3 separate regions of the Mus musculus genome follow, and all the other regions are linked to region 3. The links are chromatin loops, found by intact Hi-C in ENCODE. Cell type or tissue: gastrocnemius. All regions are shown on one strand.

Region 1 (8,000 bases), 490 kb before region 3:
CTTTTTGCTATTTAGCATTTGTCTTTCTATTATCTAAACATTTTGATTCCTTATTAGTCAATGACTAAAGGTCATAAAATGACCATTTTTCCCAGAAAGTACTGAGAGCATTGGTATATTATTAACCTATCTAATTTAGCAATTCAGGAAAAATCAATTCAACAGCATGAGATGAAATATAGTCAATAAAATTGTGACTCACTCTACAGTGATTTAAAAAGAGAAAGACTGGATACATCAGTCTGGCCCATTTTTAGCTGGGGTTTTCCTAATTCCTTTTGAGGCCATGGAAATTTCTATTAAAATGGAAATAATCACACATTTAATTGCAGTTCCAAAAATTTGCATTCTTGGATAAAACTGGCTTAAGCCCTGTCCTACCATTTCTGTAATTGCAGTACTGCCTACTGTTAATTTGCATTTTAATTAAGCTTCAAACATTTAACTAGAGGATGGTCCAATAGAAAATCCTATAATGATTTCAGTAATTGGTAGGCAAGAGGTTTTTTTTTCTATATATATATATATATATATATATATATATATATATATATATATATATATATATATATATATTGCTATTTTAGCAGAGAGAAATCTGCCCAGCATGGGTGGGGAAATGCTGATAACCTTCAAACCAGGCTTTTTACTTTGGGACTGTGATGAGAAGAACTTGAGTCAGGAATGGAGCAATGAGAAGAGATTGATATCGAGGGACCTCAGTGATATCAAGGATCACTCACATTATTGAAATTTATGCTCAAACCTCTCACCATTTGGGGCAAAGTGTCTTATTTTTCCCTTTTTTTTTTCTTTTTTGAACTCCCTAAGATACATTTAATTCAGATATACAAGACCTGACATTTGTGATTTTATGTCTTCAAGGCCTGATAGAAGCAGCCTATAGTGGTTTTGTTGCTAACTCACAGATGTAAATGTTAAGAACATTTTCCTAATCTATTTCCTTTAAACTACTTTGGGGAGGGTCATGAAAGTAAGATGGCCTACTCTAAAGTAAGATGGCCGACTCTCAAGTAAGATGGCCAATTCTCAAATGATCTGCACTTAGAAGAACCTTCTTTAAAACTTTGCCCCTTCTTAGAATTGGGAACAAAACACCCATGGAAGGAGTTACAGAGACAAAGTTTGGAGCTGAGACGAAAGGATGGACCATCTAGAGACTGCCACACCCAGGGATCCATCCCATAATCAGCCTTCAAACACTGACACCACTGCATACGCCAGCAAGATTTTGCTGAAAGGACCCTGTTATAGCTGTCTCTTGTGAGTCTATGACAGTGCCTGGCAAATACAGAAGTGGATGCTCACAGTCAGCTATTGGATGGAACACAGGGCCCCCAATGGAGGAGCTAGAGAAAGTACCGAAGGATCTAAAGGGGTCCACCCTTTAGGTGGAACAACAATATGAACTAACCAGCCCTCTAGAGCTCATGTTTCTAGCTGCATATGTAGCAGAAGATGGCCTAGTCAGCCATCATTGGGAAGAGAGGCCCGTTGGTCTTACAAACTTTACATGTCCCAGTACAGGGGAATAGCAGGGCCAAGAAGTGGGAGTGGATGGATAGGGGAGTGGGGCAGGGGGAGGGTGTGGGGGATTTTCAGTATAGCATTTGAAATGTAAATGAAGAAAATACCTAATAAAAAATTGGAAAAAAAAAAAAAACAACCCTTGGAAACAGAGTGCTTGTGTCTTCAACATGATCCAGGAGGAGAGTTTAGTGGGCACAGCAGGTGTTTATTCAAATATAATTACACATGTTTCTTCTGTGGTGAGTCAGTATGTATAGTTTATGATGAAATTAACAGTCTATAATGTGGTTCTGTAGAAGGAATTCTCAGAAATACAAGGCACAAATGTCACAGGTAGTGGAGCTGAAGTGCTAAAGCCAAACAGCCTTACCCCAACTCAATCTCTGATGTACTTGTTAGGATCATGGTCATAGTGTCGGTAATAAAACCAGCCTGATCCAGGAGTCAGCAAAGCTGCCTGTGTTCTCTGGAGGAAACCTGACTAATTGTGAATGAAAGTGTTCGAACCACAGTATGATCAGACACCATCTGTAGAATATCTAGGGTGGTTCTTAAACTTTTCAAAGCAAGCTTTTCTGAGTGATGATCGGTTTTTAAATGTCTGATCACACCAGGATTTTCCCATAAGATAAACTGCCCAGTTATGTACAAAGTTCATCAGAGTCAGTAAACTTTGTGTGTGGATTCCCAGTTCACTTGTTTTTAGCTCAGATTTTACTTGTGTTCAGCCATGAGCTAAAAATCACCATCTGTCCATTTTATTTTATCTTGTTTTGTTTTGGCATGTGTAGCTATATGAAGGGCTAATCAAAGAGACACAGAAACTTCTTGGGGGAGAAAATGATATTTGCAATTTGAATCTAGAAATCTTCTACTTAGCACCAAGTGATACTAATAGGCATGTAACAGATTTTGAGGCCATAGGTAGATAGATGCTGACTACCATGCTGGGAGTAAATGATCATTTAAACTTTTACAGTAGGTGTTTGGTGTTAGATCATATATTGAGGAAGAATCATAAATACACACACTCGGTGATATTATCCAGGAAGAATGTGACACTGAGGAAAGCCATGCCTAAAGATCTCAGGGAGAAAATACACGGACCAGCTAGTGTTAGTGTAGTCTTACATGCCCACTGTATGCAAAATCAGTACAGTTTAGAGCAAGCCAAAAGTTGGCAAGGCTAAGACAATACTTTGTCTTTCAGAATCTTCCAATCAGTTCAGGAAACATGATGCTATTTAAACATTTTAGTTAGCTCCAGGTACAGCAAAATCCTTGTTAAATAAGTAAATGGATAGATACTCCCTGAGAGTTCAGGGGCATCTCAGAGGAGCTATTTGCATCAAATGCTTACTTTTGTGCAGAAGTTCATACATAAAAGCAAGGCTATACAGCAGTCAAAAGTTTTAAGGGGCCTGTGTCCAATGAGGACTAGAGACATCTGATTTAAGAACTTAGCCATTAGAAATCTAAGGGATATGACTTAGAAAAAAATATATATAAAAAGACTAAGAATGTTAAGGTGAGGGAGGTAATATATTGTAAGAAAGATATAATTTCAGCAGCATTGGATGTTTATATTAAAAAATATGACTGTATGTGCATGTAAAAATTGTGTGTGTGTGTGTGTGTGTGTGTGTGTGTAAGAACTGTGTTCTATTTTGGCTTAAAAATGTATTGTTTTGAATTTTGTGTTTACTGATGCATTTCTACGTGCCAAGCCTTAAACTAAGTGCTAGATACATGGAATATCCACGAACTTCAATCGATTTTTTTATCTTCACAAAGCTTTGGGGTAGTAGAAGAGATAGGAGCAGTAGTTCTCTGAGACCTCCAGGGGGTGCCTCTTCTACACAGCAGCACCTAGTGGTGGCGTTCATCTCTGGCATCCTCAACCCAAATGATGACTGAGTGGACTGCATATCTGTCAGAGAATCCATTTGCTCACAGAGCGTTAATATTTTACTCTGTGTTACAGGTAGACTTTCTCTTAGATATAGAGTTTCTGACAGCCATAAATCTGGCTCTTAGTATTCTTGGTGTCTAAAATAGCACCTTGCACATAGAGCAGGCACTTAGGACCAACTTTTGGGATTCACCTAAAATGTTTGCTTGATGGAAAAATAAAACATGTCTCACAGACAGCTGTGGCTATCAAGGTGTCCCGAGCCTCCTTAGCTACTCACTTAGAACCTTTATAGTTGGGCCATGTGGTTGAGGCCTATGGCGGAGGCAGCTTACAATTCATTTTTGAATTATGAAAATTTGGCTGGCATTCTATAATGTCTAACCCTTCTGTGGGTAAACTTTTTTCTTATTAGTTAGAGCTAAATATCCAAAAGCTAGTTTGTTACTTAAAAGTATTTGTCACAAAGTCACCGTTTGCTCCAGCCCCACGTTCAATTTTTTTGCTCATTCCTACCTAACACCAAGTCAATATTCAGAATTGCTTAGGAGCCTTCTTATTTACCTCAGCGGTAAACCCCATTACCTTTTTAAGTGATTGTGGAGCTGAAGCAAATGGTCCGTGAAGCATATTAACAAAACTGAAGGCAAACATCTCATGCTTAAATAGATGCCATGACAGTCAGCGTAACGGGCTGGAATTTCATATATACCTAGTGAGGAATCACACCTCATACCCATATCGTATCATCCTGTGGATGCCACAAGGATATCAAGGGCAGATGTTCTGCGTACATCTTACTTCAGCTAGGAATGTATGAGAATTTTCAAACAAGTATCTCTCTGTGGAGAACAAGGGCCTTGGGCAGATGCAGTAAAAGGAGCTCCAGAGTGGCTTCATTTCTCGTCGCGGGTGGTCTTTGGGGACGTTAGTTCTTTACACACCAGCACTTAGGTATCAAAAATTGCTTGTCATGTTTCATGGGAATGCATAGCCATATAGGTCTCCCTCGAGTGGGTATACCTTTCCCATGTCACTATAGAGACAGAGTTGTTCTTCAACTTCTCGAGCACTTTCTACTGTACATTAAACAGATGTGTTTCCTGAGGCATTGGTCTGAGTTCATGGTGATCAGGGGTTATATGGGCGCCCTGTTTCCTGAAAGCTCCAGTCATCGTAGTCACACAGACACGAGCTAGTTCTCTGCAGTGTTTAATCAGGGACAACGAACATCCCCCGTGCCTCTTGCCTGAGCACTGTAAAAGTATATTAAAAAAAAAAAAAAAAAAAACAGGATTCCTGCATCCCAGGTCCTGATGAGTGTGTCTGAATCCATTTTTTCAAGCAGAGTTTGGCCATCTGCTTTTCTTGGAAAGAGTTATTCCCTTGTCAACATTTGTACACAGAGAAGGAAGGGGAGTTCTTAAGGCTCTCTTACTATGATCTATCCTTGATGAGCTTGGGAAAGTGTAGGCAGTGCTTTACTTCATGCTTTTGAATGGTGGTCAGTCTACCTATTGCTTTTTTCTCACCCTGGTAGTGTTACATGTATCTAATTATCTAATTAGTTATTTAAAACTCTTCCTCTGCTACCCACTGCCCCACCCTAGTGCCTTATTTTCCTAAACTCTGTTCTCTTCTTCTTAAGCTCCAAAATGTACTTTTTAACTTTTTTTTTTGACAATTCCATATATGAGCACTGTATTTACATCATTTGCCTCCCTCTCTCCTTTTCAACTCCTCCCATGTACCCCCGATCTTTTTCAAATTCACAATCGGCTGGTGTCCTGGTCCTCTGGCTCTAATATTCTTTCTTCTTCCTTTTCTAAATAAGCAGGGCTCTCAAAAAAAAATAGCAGAACTCCTTCTATCTATTGTTCTTTTACCATCTGAATGCTAAGCAGGCAGATCTTGCTCTTCTGCACATTCAGAAAGCGGTTCTTCAGTACATCTGGGCCATTGTGGTTCCTCTTCTGCTGATGCACATTTACAGGACCGCCAAGTACAGCTCTACCTGCTCTTAAATTACATAAAGTACTTTATTATCATATAAACTAAAGTGACACACACAAATTAAGAAGAAGCATTCTTATGAAAACTAGAGAGCATGTTACTCAGGTTTTCTCAAGAATAGTTGTTGAAGTAGCTGTGAGTGGCCAGTCACAGAACACCGAGGTAGTATTAAAAGAAAGAAAAAAATGGCAAGCTCTGATTGCCTCTCAAGTGTCTTACTTCTCATTTCAGAAGAGGCAAAGTGCAATCGTAGATGATGTGCAGTGGATGTGCCTTATATTAGATGCTATTGAAATCCAATTGGAGATTCACACTCAAAGCAAGGGCGTGGCCTCGAATCAAGTGTGTAGGAAACTACATCCAATTAAATGTTTGGACAGCTAGACCTGAAAGGGACTCTCAAGGCTGTCTTACTGTGATCCTTCTTTGATGAGGTTGGGCAGTTGTGAACAGCACATCATCCCATGTACTTGGGTGGCAGTGAAGTACGGCTGGTAGTCATGATTCTAAAGGATAGATAAGGTATGTGTTTTGAAGATTCCACATCTCCATTTGTTTAATAAACTAGCCATCTGCTTACTAAAAAAGAAGAGTTCTGACCGAGGCTACATTTCAAGCCACTAGCTCTTCTTTTAGGCAAGGAAAATTGAGAAAAACATTAGAAATTCATGGAGTCCTGATGCCCGAATGATGGAGAAAGCTCATCAGCTTACACCTTGGTGTGAACTAAGGAAAGAAGCTCCCATAAGTGCAGGAACAAAGGCATGGATGGGCATGATAGCTTATTATCATAAGGTCTTGGAGAAATGTCAGGAAAGCCTTGCAACATTTTATACCTGTGCAGAAAGTTTTCTCAGAAACTGCTGACCCCAAAGATAATCTCGTTATGAAGAAGCATCTCACAGCAGAAATATAATCTCATTATGGAGAAGCATCTAGCAGCAGAAATATGGGTTACTGTACTTTTTCATTATTACATGCGCGAAGCATCAATGAGATCCTCAAATTTCCTCGAGAGCAGGTAATAGTCTCCTTGATAGCTTGAATCCTAACTGGCAATGTATCTGAAACAGGTGCTGAGTACCCATAGAATAATGACATGTTCCCAAATGGCTTCTTTGCATAACAATTGAAGCAGAAATAGCTCACCTGTGAGAGTTTGTTGAATTGTATCTCCCCTTTCCATTTATTGAGCTCCCTATTGTAGTGAGCGCTGAGTATACTATCATGCTAACATATGACTGTTTTGTATTCATTCATTTCTCACAACTGAAGATGAGGCAGGTTTGCTTTGGCAATGAACTTGGCTTGGTGTTTGTGAGATTTCCACAATCCTACTCCTGACCAGCAATTTCATTTTTCTATGAGAGGTTGTTGACAGACTTTCTTTTACCCCCTTTACACTCAGCAACAGCCCAGAGTTGAACTGATGAGACAGTCTGGCTCCCTTTGTGAAATTTGGTGCAGACCCCAGGCCCTGCTGTGATAGAAACCCATCAAGCCCAATATTTTATGTCTTTTTCCATATTGTAGCTCCCATGAGGTAAGGTGTTAAGCTACATTAAGCCCATAAAGAGAAATTTGAGTCCATGATGTGTAACTTTCCCCGAACTGTAATTAGCATAATCTGCTTCTAGAATTTTCTAACTGATACTTGAAGAAAAGAAGTTATCAGTTCTCTAACTTATAATTAGTGTTTAACATAAAAACTTTTTAGAACTCTCAGTACCTCTTATGAAACTTTGTAAGAGGCTCTAATTGTATGCAAGATTATATCAAATGACGGGGAAGCAGACAGCTCGTGAAGCTAAGAACATAAATATAATTTCTAGCATTGATAGGAAAAGCTTATTTTGAATTTCAAAGTATGAGTAAAAACTGAAGTTGAAATTTGTTGCACGACAAAGATATCTGAGAAGTTTCCTGCAAATGTAGACACTAAGCATTGCATTTAAAGAGCTCTTATGTGCTAGGTTGAATTATGGTCCTAAGGGAGATAGACCTATGGCCTAACACTTGGCACCTTTGAATATGACCTCCTTAGCAAGGGATCGTTGCATAAATAATGAAAATCTTAACCTGAGACAGAACCCAGATTGCATGGATGGGTCCTAAATTCAGGAAAAACATCTTTGAAAAGGAAAGAAGAGGAGACATAACATCTGAGGAGAAGATCACCTGGGTGTAGACACTGAAACTGGAGTTGTAACTGAAGTCACTGCACGCTGCACTGTACCAGGAGCAGAGGAACGATGCTTTAGAGCCTTGGCACTAGACCCAGACCCATATAAAAATAAAGTGTTACATTAAGCCATCAGCTTGTGATCAATTGTCTCACACCCACTGGAAACCAGAACACTATGGGTCAAAGAACAAATGAAAAGGAAAAATTCAACCAAATGTAAGTTCGTGAACAGAAGAACAAGTTTTGTTGCTTACTAATGAGTCAGGATCTAGGGCAATTTCTTGACACTAAGTGTCTGTATAAGGAGGAAGAGACATCTGCAATTCAACCTCACATTAT
Region 2 (8,000 bases), 820 kb before region 3:
CGCTGGCAAACACATATTCTTACTAGTGCTTTACTTTACCATTTTTCCTCCTAGTATTTTTATGAGTCAGACTTTTGATGAGTAAGATGAGATGCCTCCTCGGGTCTTCACCAGGAAAGACTGGAGCAGGAGCTGGTGCTCACGTACTGTGTGCTCACGTACACAGCAGGCAGAATTACAGGAGCTCCGTGCTTTGGAGGATCGAGGGCGGGCTGTGATGATTAATTTCCCTGCGTATAAGCTTGGCCTTGTCAAGGCGGAGGACTTGTGCTATGACTGAATAAACTCAATGAGGACTATACACAGCTCACAGGATCACATCCGGGTCTCCAGGCTTGTCTAGAAAATGCCTCTTCTCACTCAGTAGCCCTTGATTTCTGTTTAAATTTCAGATCTTATTGAAGGGCATGTACAGGGCACATTTCCCTGTTGTTGTTATTGTTGATGTTTTTTTGTTTTTTTGTTAGAATGGGTCTCAAGTTCAGAAAAGTAAAATAATCTCATTTTAAATTTAAAACTGTGACTTTAAATATTATTCTTTTAAAAGTGCGAAACACTTCTTTCCAGTATGGCTTCCCCCAAGCAAACTGAAGGAAATATTCCACTCCTGCCAGGAGTCATGCTGGTTTTGACTTAATCTAATTCCGTGCTTTGTCTCAGATAAAATACCCAGGAGCTGATATGGATATCACTCTGTCTGCACCTTCGTTTTGCCGTCAAATTAGTCCCGAGGAGTTTGAGTACCAAAGGGCGTATGGCTCCCAGGAGCCCCTGGCAGCCTTGTTGGAAGAAGTCATAGCCGACGACAAACTCTCCAGCAAGGAGAAGAAGAAGAAGCTGAAGCAGGTGAGCAGGCTGTTCTTCTGAAGGCGCCTCCCTGCCCTCTTCTCAAGTTGTTCCTTCCATTAGCTCTCCGTTTTTCTGGCTTCATGTAAATCTCTTAGGCATGAGTTTCTGATTTCGGTTCTGCGTCCCAGGAGTTTAGCTACATCGCTTTCCCAGTTGTATCGTTTTTTACATTACTGAGCATTTCTTTTGTAGAGTTTGGTTCTGATAGTTGTCATTTGTTTTGCTGATGGCATGATATGAATCAGCTAAACTTCAGAAACTGACTGGAAGGAAAATATTTAGTGTGTGTGCTCATGTGTGCATGTGCAGTTTCACATATGTAGAGGTCACAACAGCTGTTAGAGTCCATTCTCTCCCGCACCTTGGTGTTAGGCGTTTGCAAAAGCTCTTCTACCTTGCAGAAATTTGTCTTTAGATGGGCAATGTCAGCGTAGTTTCTTGTCTCAGACCTCACTAAGTATGCCAGTCAGCCAAACTCAGTCCCTCCTGAGTGAGGCAACAAGCCAAGGGTTTTAGAGAACAGCTTTCATTTAGAAAGGTGCACTGCACCCCTTAGCTTTTGTCAGCGTGACGGGAAGCCTGATAGAAGCACCATACGGGCTGGAGGAGAGTTCGTTGGCTCTGGTATCAGGGGGCTGCTGGTTGTAGCAGGTGAGGGATGCTGGAGCAGTTGAGTGCCTGGCAGCAAGATTATACAGAGAGGTCATGTACCTGCAGGGACCTGCTTTTCCAGTGATTGACCTCCTCTAGCCAGGCTCTCTGGGAGCTCCTCCCAGTTTTCAAAACCTCCCAAAGTCATTGGAATCAAATATTTGAACCATGGCACCAGGAGGACTTTCCCATCCTTAAAGTCAAGTCTTACTCTGATGGGTGGTGTTTAGTTTTCACTCCGCAGTGCAGGCCAGCCTTTCCCTAGCCATCCTCCCGTCTCTGCCTCCTGAGAGCAGACCTCAACACTCTTGGTCTGTAGTTCCCTGGACAGCTGGATTCCCGACAGGGCATATGTCGGATCATTCCCTGATCACCAGGGCTCTGGTTTCTCTCATTTTTCTTCTGTTAATGTTGGAGGAGAGTTGAGTGGTGAAAAATCAGTGGAAGAATACATTCCCTTCCTTTCCATCGTCCGTGGGGGTAATCCCTCCAGTGCATTCTCTCTTCTCTTCACGGGGTAGAAGGTAGCCGGTGTGTGTTGGAGAAGGAGAGAGATGGTAAGGCAGAGCTGGGCCAGACCTTGTGTAGAACAAAAGTTATTTTAACTCAGACTTACTTGTGGCTGCTGTTCACAGTGAGGGATAGTGATAGTTGATAGGGGAGTGTTTTGAGAGGTTTCCTTACAAGGAAAACTTCATCTGAAGACTGGGTCGCAGGAAAGATGAGGTAGTGCTACAGGCATCAGCATCAAACAGTTTAGCCAAAGCAAAGGAAAGCAGGGACCAGGAACTCCTTCAATTTGGCTGTAATTTTTGTGTTTTTTTGGTGTCTTTTTTTCTTTGGACTCATAGTGGACTCATATTCAGTTTCAGAAATCTTACCCTGAGGTCTACCAGGAACGATTTCCTACCCCAGAGAGCGAAGCACTTCTCTTTCCTGAAAAACCCAAGGCCAAGCCGCAGCTGTTCATGTGGGCACTGAGGAAGCCCTTCCAGCCGTTTCAGAGAACTAGAAGTTTCCGGATGTGATGCAGTGATGGAGCTTGAGAGACCTCTGCGGCAGAGACAGTTTGAGTCAGCAGAGGTTCTGGAAGGCTGGTGTAAACTACTGCAATATGGAGTCTCGGAGCATCCAGCCGATCGCCCGACTCCTCGTGCTGAGCCCTTGTCAGTATTCTGATAAATCTCGATGCTGTTTGTAGAGATGTAAATGAGTGGGTGACTGTGAGTCTCGTGGGTAGGGGTGGTGTGAACAGGCTTGGGTAGGTTACAAAATCTAAAGGTAAAACATTCGTTCCCTTCCTTCTGTTTGTTGTTTTCCACGGTGTGTAAAGTCCTTGTGTGTGCCCCCTGCTCTCGTGTGCGTCTGTGAAAACCAAGCCTAGGAATACTGTACATACTTGAATGAGAACAATCCTGTGTGTGCTGTTACTGTGGTAGCCCTGACCCAGTGCATATTCTGATTTCTCCTGTGTAAGTCCCACTGGTTGTTGTTTGTTTGTTTGTTTTTATTTTTTAATTTCTTGTTTGTTTGGTTAGTGTGAAAAGTCCAACTGTTTTGCACTGTGATTGCCGTGTCTTGTATTGCAGATTTGCCTGTCGCTCTTTGATTACCCGTATGCCGGGCTGGGTCTGCGCGTGGCTGGATGTGGAATGGTGTGCATCTGCCCCCGGGCCCGCAATCCGGGTCTCCGCTAAAGGCGGCAGGTTGAGCTGGATGAAGTCTTTGGTTCCCTTAGACCTGCAAACCTGAATTCAGTCTGTTTTATGAAAAGTATAAAGGGGTTGAGTGAGATGAATTACGTCCTTTATGAATATATTTTCTCAGCTTCTTCATTGTTTTGAAAGTACATGGAATGTAAATAAATACTGAGTTGTTTATATATATATATATATATATATATATATACTATGCCTTGTGTTTTTCTTCTTTGCTATTTATTTGGATAAGTTAGGGAGTCTCCTCAGATGGCTTTGCCAATGTTTTCACATCACTCTGTGTGTGTATCATGAAGGAAGTGAGGTTTATTTTTGGCTTTTGTATTGGCTTCAGGAAAATGTGTCCCCCCATGTCTGTCTGTCTGCCTGTCTGACTCTGTGTTTTTCCCTGCCTCTCCCTTTTTCTTTCTTCCTCTATTCTATTCTTCCTCCTCTTCTCTCTTCTCACTTCATTGTTTCTTCTTTAAAATAGTGGCACATCTGAAACATCTCTGAGATGAATTACCCTGAGTTGATTTGTATGCTCTTGCATTGGAGATCTGCCCCTGTGGCAGAGTACTTTCTATCGCTGACAGAGATTTTGCCCATTTAAAAATTTATAAGTATTCCTGTTCCAGATATGTAATGTGACTTTTAGACTGAGTATTCTTAGACTGGACATTTTGTTGAAGCAAGTATAGTCGTGCTCAGTCCCGCTCTGTGATGGAGAGCTCTTTTGTCTGCTGTATTTGGAAGTGAGTGTGTGTGTGTGCGTGTGCGTGGATGTTTGTGTGACTGCTTTCTGTTTCATGCTTGCTTCTTGAGACATTCGTATGTATAAACACTGTAAGTCAAGTATAGCAGTGATGTTACATAGCAGCAGTGTCCAACGTGGTTCTGCCAGCTAGCAGGTGCGCCATCGGTGTGTGCTTTTTGACTCAGTGGTTTCACCAAAGCTGGCCTTGTTGGGTTTGAGTCCTTGGTGTGTAGGCGAATACTGGTGTCTCTCTGATTACAGTTTCACTCTGATTTTAATATAGCTGTACAGTTTATGGAGTCTTAGACTTTACATTTTTATAAAATTTTAACTACTTCTCATTTATATACACGTACATTCTATGATTTAGAGTGTATTGAACCTCTTTGAGCGTATTGAATCACTTTGGTGATTACTGCTATATTTTACAATTGTGCCACTTAGTTTTTGACAGCTTGACATAATCTTTATTCACCCAGAAAGCAGGAACCTCAGTTGAGGATTTGCCTCCCCAAATTGTATTGTGGGTGTGTCTCTGGGGCATTTTCTTGATTGATTGATTGACTGATTGATGTGGGAGGGCCCAGCCCACTGTAGTTCGTTCCACTCTCCAGCAGGTGGCTGTCTAAGAAAGCAAATTAAGTAGGCCACAGAGAGGAAGCCAGTGAGCAGCATACCTCTGTGGTCTGTGTCAGTTCCTGCCCTGATGTCCCCTCAGTCCCTCTCATGGTGTTTCCAGGACATGTAAGGAAACCCTTTCTTCCCCATGTTGTTTTGGGTCATGGTGTTTACCACTGTAACAGAGAAGTGAACAAAGACACTGTTAGCAAGCCTTCCAGTCATGAACCCACCATTAATTTTTGGTAGATGATAATCTTTACTTTTTTAAATTTACATATTATTTGTTTCTAAGTATTTAATACTTTGAAAAATGTTAGTATCAATATATTTTTTATTCTAAGTGTCTGGAAGCTCTTTTGCTTCTGTTTGTATGGATTATAAACCTGGGTTTTCTTACTGACTGTTTGTGACCTTGCTATACTTTCTCATTAATTCTAAATAGTTAGTGTGACATCTTTGTTTGCTTTTCTACATTTCCTACAGATTAGCAAATAATCAGTTTTTGGTTTTCTTTTTTGTATTTGAGCTATTCTCAGTAGTCTCTGTTTTCTGATTCTTAATTTTGAAAACAATTACATTTGTGTGTGTGTGTGTGTGTGGTGTGTGTGGTGTGTGTGGTGTGTGTGCGGGAGGGCTGTCAGTTAGAGGGCAGCTTGCAGGAGTCAGTGGGTCATGGGGATTGAAAAACTCAGGTTGAGAGGTCTGGCAGCATCCCGCCTGTCCCTGTTAAGCCTTTTCTCCAGCCATGCTTGATAGCTAATGCTTATGTTGTCTCTTTTCCTTGAATGTGGGATAAGGAGAGGCTCAGCATGGGAGAGCTGCTTCATCTTGTCAGTTTTAGGACGCAAACTCAGACAAATGGCTGAGGAACCTAGTTAACATACCAAAGCAGACCTGGCCAGCTCTTCCAACATCCCTCAGTTCCTACCTGTTACAGGATATGGTTGGCACACCCTACTCTAAACTTTTCCAGAGGGGGGTTGGGCTGCCCTTCCCTATATAACCCAGCCATTTTGTCTACGGGCCTTTTGTTTGGTCCACCCTTTACCCTCCTGGCCTCTTGGTCTGGCTCTCTCCTTTCCCCCTCCTCATATGCCCTTGCTCACATGACCCTAGCCTCAGGGTCCTGCTTAGTCTGGACTCTCCCAGATGTCCCTGCCACCGGCTATGCTCTCCCTTTTATCTACAGTAAACCTTCTCCCCAGCCATACCTATGAACAGTCTTGTCCTTCCGTCCTTCCTCCCTCCCTCCCTCCCTCCCTCCCTCCTTCCCTCCCTCCCTTCCTCCCTCCCTTCCTTTCTTCTCTTTTTCATTCAGTCAACAGCCAGTGGAAATAAGAGGCCTGGCAATAGCTTTTAAGGCCTACCTTAGTCCATTTTGAGGTGATTGGCCCTAGCTGAATTGCATTCTTTGAGAAACTCAAGAGCCAAAAGGACTGAACTAAGTTGGATTTTCAGACACAAGAAACTATTATATGGTATGTATGTATATGTATATGCATTCATAATAAATAACTTGAGGTGTAATTTTTACTGCAGTAATTGAAATGATATGTTTAAGTCCCACCCCAACTCCCCAGCCCCTGTATATTGCTGAACAGAGATAACACCTGTCACTATTCTTGATTTTAAAGGGAAAACTTTTAGGATACTAAAAAACTTTTAGAGTATTTGTGTATTACTTTTTATCATAGTAAATTAAGGTTTATTTTTTTTTTAAATTACCTTTTCATGTATATGCAAGTGTGGTAGAATATGCCCACTGGTACTGGCAGGTGTGCATCGTCGTGGAGGCCATAGGAAACCTTGAGTTGTTTTCTCCATTGCCCTCCACCTTGTTCTTTTGAGACAATGTGTCTTACTGGACCTGGACAAAAGCTGGTAGCCAGCAAGCCCTTGGCATCCTCCTGTCTCTGCCCTACGCCCCAGCACTGAGGTTGCAAACAGGCATAGCTTTTCATATGGGTGGTGGGATTTAAACCCAGCCCCTCAAGTCTGTGAAGCAAAAGGCCTTCTCTAAGCCATCTCTCCAGCCCCGTGAACTTTCTTTCTCTTGCACATGGGGCATATCCTAGTAGTGAATCCAGCATTGAATCGAGTGGAGAGTGGTGCAAACGCAAGTCACAACACATCATAGTATACATTTAATACATGGCTAGATTCTTTAGTTAACATGTTGTGTGTGTGTATTTGTTTGAGACATTATCTTGCTGTGTAGCCAAGGCTAGTCTTGAGTATGCGATCCCCCTGCCTTTCTATTCCATGTGAATATTTTACGTCATGTTGTGGAACACAGTGCTCCCTTATGAACACTGTAGTTCGTCCCTTCTCCCCGCCCCCCAACCCGATCAACAAATTTTGCTTTTATTTCTTAATCTTATTTACTTTTTGACAGTGTGAACCGAAATGTGCTGGTTGTGTGGCTTGTTTGTACATGCAAATCACTCTTCTTTGATCTCCTTTCCTCACTCCTCCTCAATACTGCTTCCCTCTCTTGCTCCCTTCCTCCTCCTAAATTGCCCTCTGCTTTCATGACTTTCATGGCTTTCATGACTTCATACTTAACATCACTTTCTCTTGTTCCCTAACCCCTGTTTGGATTGCTTTCATTTCTACTTGCATGTTTTACACATACGCGTGCATACACACACACACACCTACCCATGTATGTGTGAGAAAACACATTTTTTATCTTTCAGTCTTCCCTCTTTCACTTGACATAATAGTCACAGTTTCAACTGTTTTCCTTTGAAAGCTATAATTTTGTTTTTCTTTACAGTTCAATAAAATTCCATTGTATGTATACATGCCGCATTTTCTTTATACATTTATATGTTGAAAGACGTCTAGTCCCGTCTGTATCTTACCTACTGTGAGTAAAACGGCAGTACACATGGGATGTGCTAGTATCTGGGTAGTTCGCTGACTCACAATCCTGTGTTGCAGTGCTCTAGCTGTATCATGTAGGAGTTCCTTTAGTCTCCTTTGGGGCCGATAGAAACGGTTGCCACCAGTAGCACCAATTTACATTCCTGTCTCTTGTGATTTCGTCTCCACTTCTCTACATCTACCCCTCCTTAGCATTTCTGTCATTGGGTCTTTGAAATATTTGCAGGCTGTTGCCTGTCCACCCTACCCGAAGTGTGTATTCAGTTTATCAGGCCAGGCTTTGATTAGATGATTGAGCTTTGACTTTTCATGGTTGAAACTCTCTACAGACCCTAGACAGTGTTTCCTCACGAAATGCTGTCCTGCCGAGCTTTCTGTTGCTGTGGTAGAACCATCATGATGGAAAGCAGCGTGGGGGGGAAAGGGAGGCCCATCACCTCACCTAAGGAAGCTAAAGCAGGATGATTTGAGGTTTGAAGAGCATCGGTGCTGTCTTCAGTAGGCAGCAGGCACGTTTATAAGTTCAGCAGAATGAG
Region 3 (8,000 bases):
TTTTTCACAAGAGAGAATGTTGGGATAGCAGGCTTCCCGAAGCTCACACAGTAATCATGTCACACATTTCCTCCCCACAATGGAGACTTCATTTCCCTATGTGCTCAAGTGGAGCAGCCTGCCCAGTGCCCTTGAAGGCAAGGGAATACTGGGACAACCTGACTGTTAAGTATTCTTAAGTCTGAGACGGAAGCATGCCCCCTGAACAGATGTCAGCTCAGCATCTCTCCTTGAAAGGGTCACTCTGGCCACCCTGGGTCACCTTGGCCACCCTCTGCATCTCTCTGCCCTTTATGCTTCCGACTTTTTCTTCAGATCATGAATCGCTACTAGACTATGTTATGCGTCTTCCGGCTGTCAGAAGAAAACAGCACAAACTGTGTACACATTCAGCTGCAGACATCTATTCACATTCCAGGAGGTTGGCAAGTCCAAGATCCATGCCAGCATGGCTGTGATCTGATGAGGGTTCCCTTCCTGACTAGTGGAGAGCTACCTTCTTATTGCTTCCATACATGAACTGTGCATGTGTGTGTGTGTGTGTATATGTGTGTGTGTGTGTGTGTGTGTGTGTGTGTGTGTGTGTGTGTGTGTCCTGGCAAATGAATACCCCACCCTTATGACCTCATTGAAACTCCATCACGAATGGTTCTGGTGACAGAGAAGGGAACGTATTCGAACCCATGATAGATCTTGACTCGCAGCCCTGTGTAGAAAGGGCATCCTAGGGTCTCTTCCCTGTCTCCCCCCAGGACAGAGCCTATTTAGGGTAAATGCAAGTGGAAGTACAGGCTGCCGTGTTGTAAAATAGCATCACCAATAGCCAACATCAACACTAATATTCCCAAGAAGAGCAGAAGAATTAGGATTTCTGTTTGTAACATTGGATAAAATGATCAATGCTTCTATCAACATCTATTTATTACTTTTTAAAATCTATTTATTTATTTATTATTTTTAGTTTTTAACGATGAAGTCTCCCAGTATGGCCTTGGTTGGCTGTCTTGGAATTCGTTATGTAGACCACGCAGGCCTCAGACTCAGAGAGGTCCGCCTACCTCTACCTCCTAAGCACTGAGATGACAGAAATGTCTTGCCACACCTGGCTAGATGTCTGCTGTCATGTTAACTGCCTCGTTCACATGGCTATTAGTGGGATGGTGGCTTGAACCTTCTCTGCCTTTTCTCCGTCACTTTTTTCTCCAAGAAATGAGCACAAAGAGAATTCTTATGAGTGGATTAACAATGCTACACACAAAGAGGCTTACATATAATAAATAAATAAATCTTAAAAAAAAAAAAAAAAAAAGAATGCTCTTGAAGAATTCAGCCTCAAGTATAGGGGCTGGTGAGATGGCTCAGTGGGTAAGAGCACCCGACTGCTCTTCCGAAGGTCTGGAGTTCAAATCCCAGCAACCACATGGTGGCTCACAACCATCCGTAACGAGATCTGGCGCCCTCTTCTGGAGTGTCTGAAGACAGCTACAGTGTACTTACATATAATAAATAAATAAATCTTAAAAAAAAAAAAAAAAACAAAGAGGCTACATTTGTATCAACGATAAACAGTTGAGGAAAGGTTAGTGAGTTATATAGTTGACTACAAAGATTAAAACAAATCCCAAAACTAAGAATTCATTGTGCCTTCTGGTTAAGTCAACAAAGGTTATTGGTTTTATGAAAATCTCAAATGCTTAGATGTTTTAGTTTGAATTTGTGCTCTCTCATATATTCTCTTTGGCTTGGCCCTCAATTCAGCATATTCACATATGAGACTTTGGGGATATGATTGAGTCTTGAGGGCTCTGGCGTTATCTGTGGTGCATACTGCAGTGGACTTACAACGTGAGAGAGAGCCTTGCTTGAAGGGATGGACCCTTTCAGGAGTTTACCCCACTGGAAGACCACTGGTGGCCAGCCTTTGAGAGTCACATCCTGTTCTCAGATCTTGTCTCAGGATATCTCTTTCTGACATCCTAGAGAGAAGTACCTACCTTCACCACACATACTAGGCCAGTCTCTTCTGCCTCACCTTGGCCCCACAATAGTGGAGCCCAGGTACCGTAGACGGAAACTTCTGAAAGCAGGAGCTAAGGCAGAGCCTCCCTCCTTTGTTTCTCAGGCATTCTGTCAACAGCAACGATAAGCTGACTGAGACAGGACCATGCCTAGCTGCACATCACATGCTTGGTAAACATTTGCGCTAGTGGGAGATCTTTTGAGGTTTAGCTTAATGCACGTGCCGCTTGGTCACACGCGCACGCACACACGCAGGCGCACACTTCCAAGAGGCTTTCTGTCTCTCTCTGAGTGTGTTCTTAGTGAAAGGAATCTAAATGTTGAAGGTTATTTTTATGGACTTGGAATATTTCCCAACTGTCTAAATAAAATGAAGTTATTTCAGGTCTCGTTCATGAACAAGTGTTGAGCAGGGCAGAGCCGAGGACAGCCCAGACTAGAAAGGAAAGGATTTATGCAAGTTGATGCAAGTTGTTCTTAACAGCCAGGTGGCTAGATACAGGCCTACTGTGTGTCAGCCACTCCCAGTGCCTCTTCAGCCTGGCCATGCTCACAGCCTGCCAGGGCCTGGGATGCAGCCGCAGCCAATGGTCTGATGGTAGAGTCACTAACAATGGCTGATAACGGCTTAGCACCAATGTCTGCTCTAAGTATCTCATACGTAAGAAAGGATTTAATCCTTATATGTATCCGATCCCACCATTGTGCCCACTGGAGTAGTGTGCAAGCCAAGGAAGAGAAAGGTTAAAAAAACATACTTCATATCACACAGCTCAGAAGTGGCAGAGGCGACTAAGAGCACGCCAGGGGTAGCGGGAGCTCTCGTGGCTCCTTTGTGTGCTACGCGGCGTTGGCGGGAACCAACCTGATCCCCCCTAGAGCATCATTGGCTCGCTCTCGTCTGTCCAGTAACCACGTGCTACTTCAGCAGTTGCGCAGTGGTTTCAGGCACCCGTAGGGCGGCCACTCAGCGGCAAGCTCTTCCTCACTGTTCTTCCAGTTCCCCACACCTTTTGGAGAGTGTAAATTCCTTTGTTCATTTTGGTTTTAAGTTCATGTAGTCATTTGGATGAGATTTAGGATGTCACCTCTCTCCCACTGTCCTCCTGCTCAGACACTCTTGTCCACCTGTCCACCCCTTTCAGTTCCCCGGGTTGCAACTCAAAGGAGGGCAGCGGATCTTGTACTTCTGTTGATCTTCAAGAGATTCATTGTCCATCACTCCCTCTGTGCTTCCCTAGTGCTGAGAATTTCCCCACAGGTATCTGCTTCCTTCAGAAACACTGCTTTATCTGTAACATCTCTCACTTGCGTTATTAGTTAGGGTCTATACAGAATAAATGGAGTATGTAGCTAAGACTCTAAGGACTATTCTTGGCTACATTCGCAGTCCTTTCTTGCGAAAATTATTACCGTGGTTCTCTTCAGCAATTCTTTTATTGCTAACAACCCTTTCCCAACTCTGCCATGGTTTTACGTCTTCCCATTGATCTGAGCCTGAGGACTTCTCCCTTACACTCCAAACTCTTTTCACCACACTGAGAACTAAATCTCCAAACAAAAGCAGGCTTTCCCACATTGCACATTGTGGCTTGTCCCTGTAGAGAGCCCTAAGCACCTTGCTTGAAGCTCAAACGGAAGCCACGCCCATCCTGTGGCTGGGGACCCAGGCCATTTCCTTTGTTTGGTATAACTCTCAACTAGAAGCAGAAAAACAAACAGTTGTGTCCCCTGCCCTCTGAGTTCATTCCCAACACCGACATTGCCCTCCAAGATCATGTCCAACACCGAAGTCTCTGGGTATGGTTTGAATGTCTCTCCCGTTGGCCTCATATGTCTGGGTGTGACTCACTGGAAACGACAACAGACAGTGACTTCATCCAATTCCTGATACACATTTGAGGAAGCAGGTACTTGTGGCTGGCCAGTCCTGGATTGAAGTTTCTTTAACTGGAATTATTATTTCCATGTGGCTCACTGAAAAGTATCGTAGATCTAGTGCAAAGGTCAACATACCTCTTCTCTAAGAGGGCCTGATCATAAACATTTTAAGCTTTGGGACTAAGGAGATCTCTCAGTTGGTAAAGTGGTTTCCAAGCATGAAGACTTGAGGTCAAATCCTAGAACCCATATTACACCAAACAAACCTAAACTGGACACGTGGTATAGGCTATGCTTGTAATCCTGGTGCTGATGAGGACAACTAGTTAGTCACTCTAGCCTGCATAAGAGGGAGCCCCAGGTCACTGAGAGACCCCCATCTCAAATAACAAAGTAGTTATGCTTGAAGAATGATGGCCATGGTTATGTTCTGACTTCCACATGCACATTTACACATCAGCAATAGTAACATAAACACATAAAAATCAGATGGATGGATGGATGGATGGATGGATGGATGGATGGATGGATGGATAGATAGATAGATAGATAGATAATAAAGTGTGTGCTTTAAAAACACAGTCTCCAAGTCTTTAACTGGCTAACTTGATTCTTTCCTGAGTCCTGTAGCTTTAATTGCTCTTGTTAATGAGTAGAACTGTGTGTCTAGCTTTGTGTTATCCCCCATGACGTTTTTTTCTCCCCTCGTTGGACTGAATTTCAGAATTTTAGAGGCAGTTTTCAAACATTTCAACTGTGCATCTGCTCCATTAGGTGACCTGCAGTGCCGCCCTGTGGCCAATGTGATGTCTGCAGCCACAGTCCTTGGTTGAAACTGGGATTCAACCACTTAGATTGTAACCAAATACAGGTTATCTAGAAAATCCACACAGTTTACTTTTGCTAAGAATGGGGGGGTCACTTTTTGCGCACTTTCCCAAGTTGCTTTATTGAATATTATATTTTTACTCCTTGCCCTACAGTCAGATAGTCAGATTTTCTCATCATTTGTGGGAAGAGGTACCTAAAAACAATTTATCACCCTAGAAATTATTACAGCAAATAAATCTACCTTTTAGAGTAATTATTAAGATTGATTCTAAGTTTCTGGTAAAAAACTAGCCAATAGCTGTGGGTGTGGGGTGGGAGGGAGTCTGTGTGTATATGTGTATGTGTGAGTGTGTGTGTGTGTGTGTGTGTGTGTGTGTGTGTGTGAGTTGGATGGTAAGATGTGATGAGCTATGGAGGTAAACACTTTAGTTCATCTCCACAGTTGCTCCCTGATACTAACCTTTATGATCTATGCACACATGTGTTTTCTATGCTTTGGGTGGGGGTGGGGGGGAGAGTCAGTGTCTTAGCAGTGTCTTAGGGCTGTAGAACCAACATCAGCAATGCTCCTCCCATTACTATACAACAGGACTGGTCCATTAAAAGGCTGGCCTGCTGAGTGACTTTTACCCAAACTCTCTGCTGCTCTAAAGGAGGCAAAACCAAACCAAACCAAAAACCAAACAAACAAAAGCAACAGCAACAACAAACAAGAACAAAAATCATAGCGGTGCATTTAGCAAAAAACCAGTAAGCAAGCATCAAAACAGACTGTGACTGGACCAGAAGTAAATACCCACGAAGAATCACTTAAATACAGACAGGTAGTGCTTAGTAATAAATCACAGACCATCTTAACAGCAAGCCTTACAGGCGTAGAAAGGATAGACGAGTTCACTGTTATCAGAATTTAGGAATATTACATCATGTCACAGGGTGAACGAACTGCAGCTTAACCCAGCATGAAGGTGAGCAACGTTCAGCACTTGCCCTCTGGTATTTCTCCTGCTATTGCCTGGGAGAGCCACTTCAGCTGCTAATAAGAGGGTGCTTCCGGTGCCTCAGACTGTATGAGAGATCACTTATGGGGAATGGGGGGTGGGGGAGAAGAGGCAGCCAAAGGGAAACTCCTTGGGGCTGTTAAAACCATGCTTTCTAAAGTCACACGCGTGAAAAGAAATGGTACAACCAGAAAAACCTGTGACCAGGTGACATAAGGGACAGTCGAGCACCTATTGGAACAGGATTTAGCATCCCCCTATGCCTGGCCACAGGGATCGGGGAAAGCATTCTGCTTTCCAAGCCTAAAGTCTTGGAACTCACCCAGATCTAAGGGAGTGGACATCTAAACGTGAGAAATCCTTTTGCAAACGGCTCAGGAGCAGCGCCCCAGTCACTGCAGGGAGGTTTGGTTATTTCTGTTTGTACAAATGAGAACTGCGTGAGAAAAGCCCCGCGCCTTGATGGGGGATACTTAGGAAGGGGCCACACGGGAGAATCCAAACCGAAACCTCTGGGGCTGAGGTTCCCGCAGTTCTCATCCGGACCCATGGCTTCCCTGTTGCCAGGGAAGAGGCTGGCTCAGGCAGGCAGATCATCTATGGGAGAGAAGATGACGCTCACTGTGCCTGAGGTCAGGACAGCCGATTGCTTTTTGGATAGCCTGGACTTCTGCGGCAACATTTGTGCCACAGGAAACAGTGCCGTTTCCCTTGAGGCCAAGTTCCCCTTAGCTCTGTCGGTGACCTTCACTATCCATGGCTTACCATTCTCCAAATCCCTCCTAACTACCCCCCACTGCCTCTTTCTTGCCACCTTCTTTCCCAATTATGCGTTTGGGGAAAGAGGCCCTCTTACCAAGTGAATCCGTTGCCACAGACATTAACACAGCCTCAGGTATTTAAGGTCAATACGCACCAAAAATGTTCCCACGTTTCACTGACCAAGACCATGCATCAACCTTGACCAAAATGCAGGTTAAGTTGGGGAGGTTAGAGGGCAGAGTAACCAGGAGAATGGGGGAAAGTCCTCTGTGGATCTGATGTGGTGACACGGGGGCTGACCGATAAGGAAGACGACACCAACAGGATTCAAACTAATGGAATCCAATCAGTGGGCACTGACTCCAGGTGACGATTCTTGAGAGCTGAGTTAGAGCTGAGGCACTCCGACAGGCTTTCATTTGCTAGATAGTTGCCACTTTCGTGCTCGAACATAAAAACCAACCGTCATTTTACAGTTTGGCAATGTTTGACCTGCGTTAGTTTAGTAGTAACACCCAAAGGATAAATAAGCAACAAAGAGTGGGAACACTTCTGCTCTACACCCCATGTCATGGCTACTAGCAGCAGCACACGCCACTGAATGTCACTGATTGGGAACTCTGGAAAAGGCTGTAACGTCCCCACCTACCCACCACCCACCCACCCAACCCACTGAAAGCATTTTTATGTTAGCCCTTGAACGCCAAAAAGAAAAATAAATAATAAAATAAATTTAAAAGCGTCGCTTTAATGTTTCTAAGGCTTGAGCGACACCTAGTGGTAGTCTACAAGATTGCTAAAGCACTGTAATAGGGTTTGGCTAACTTTTTTCGTTGTTTTTCTTTTATTCTCTCATATATTCCACCCCAGCTGTAGTTCTTGCCCTCTCCCCTCCCCCAGCTTCCCACCCCCTCCACCTCCCTCCTCTCCCAGATCCTCCACACCCATTCCCCAGCCCAGCCCCGCTGTACACACACACACACACACACACACACACACACACACACACACAGAGAGAGGGTTGGATGATGCAACCCAGTAGGAAGAGGGTCCCACAAGCAGGCAAAAAAGTCAGAGACAGCCCATGTTCCCATTGTTAGGAATCCCACAAGAACACCAGGCTACTCAGCTATAACATATGCAGCTGACCGAGGTCAGACCTCTGCAGACTCCCTGATTCCTGTGAGTCCTGGTCAGGGCTATATTCTTGCGGTGTCCCTGACCCCTCTGGTTCCTCCAATCCTTCCTCCCACTCCTCCTCAGGACTACCTCATGTTTGGCTGTGGGATTCTGCATCTTCTCCCATCAGTTGCTGATGAAGTCTCTCTGATGACAATTTTAAAGCCTATGAGTAGAAACTACAGGGGGGAAATGACAGGTAAATTGGGCACAGATGGACTATTCTCAGCCTGGAGCTTGCAACTCAAGAGCATTCACGTATCATTCACATATCAAAATTTCTCTATATAAGACATTTACATCACTATTCATAGCACTAGCAAAATT

The links. A loop is a pair of places that touch in the nucleus more often than their neighbours do. Peaks named below come from ENCODE experiments on the same cell type or tissue, not always from the same donor. Only the 100,000 strongest peaks of a DNase experiment are listed, where the experiment ranks them.
Region 1: a loop joins it to region 3, with 2.9 times the contacts of the local background. A loop is called at or near these places in 12 of 42 quality-filtered maps.
Region 2: it touches region 3 in a loop (4-fold over the local background); 22 of 42 quality-filtered maps call a loop at or near these places.

What each region holds. Positions count from the first base shown.
Region 1 is chr13:108,719,024-108,727,023 of GRCm38, forward strand. All of the region lies in intron 1 of Pde4d (phosphodiesterase 4D, cAMP specific), which reads left to right. Among named protein-coding and RNA genes, the nearest start is that of Pde4d, 69 kb to the left of the region's middle. In gastrocnemius, a CTCF peak has its summit at 3,395 (motif pointing right); a DNase peak (open chromatin) is centred at 3,410.
Region 2 is chr13:108,386,175-108,394,174 of GRCm38, forward strand. It overlaps Depdc1b (DEP domain containing 1B), which reads left to right. Exons shown (of 11, transcript NM_178683.4): 10 at 661-846; 11 at 2,367-3,383. The coding sequence ends at 2,528. Among named protein-coding and RNA genes, the nearest start is that of Gm41056, 12 kb to the right of the region's middle. In gastrocnemius, a CTCF peak has its summit at 4,560 (motif pointing right); a DNase peak (open chromatin) is centred at 4,577.
Region 3 is chr13:109,205,911-109,213,910 of GRCm38, forward strand. All of the region lies in intron 3 of Pde4d (phosphodiesterase 4D, cAMP specific), which reads left to right. Among named protein-coding and RNA genes, the nearest start is that of Mir582, 110 kb to the right of the region's middle. In gastrocnemius, CTCF peaks have their summits at 4,702 (motif pointing left) and 7,279 (motif pointing left); DNase peaks (open chromatin) are centred at 2,888, 4,696, 6,240 and 7,360; H3K4me3 peaks cover 1,516 bases; H3K27ac peaks cover 1,343 bases.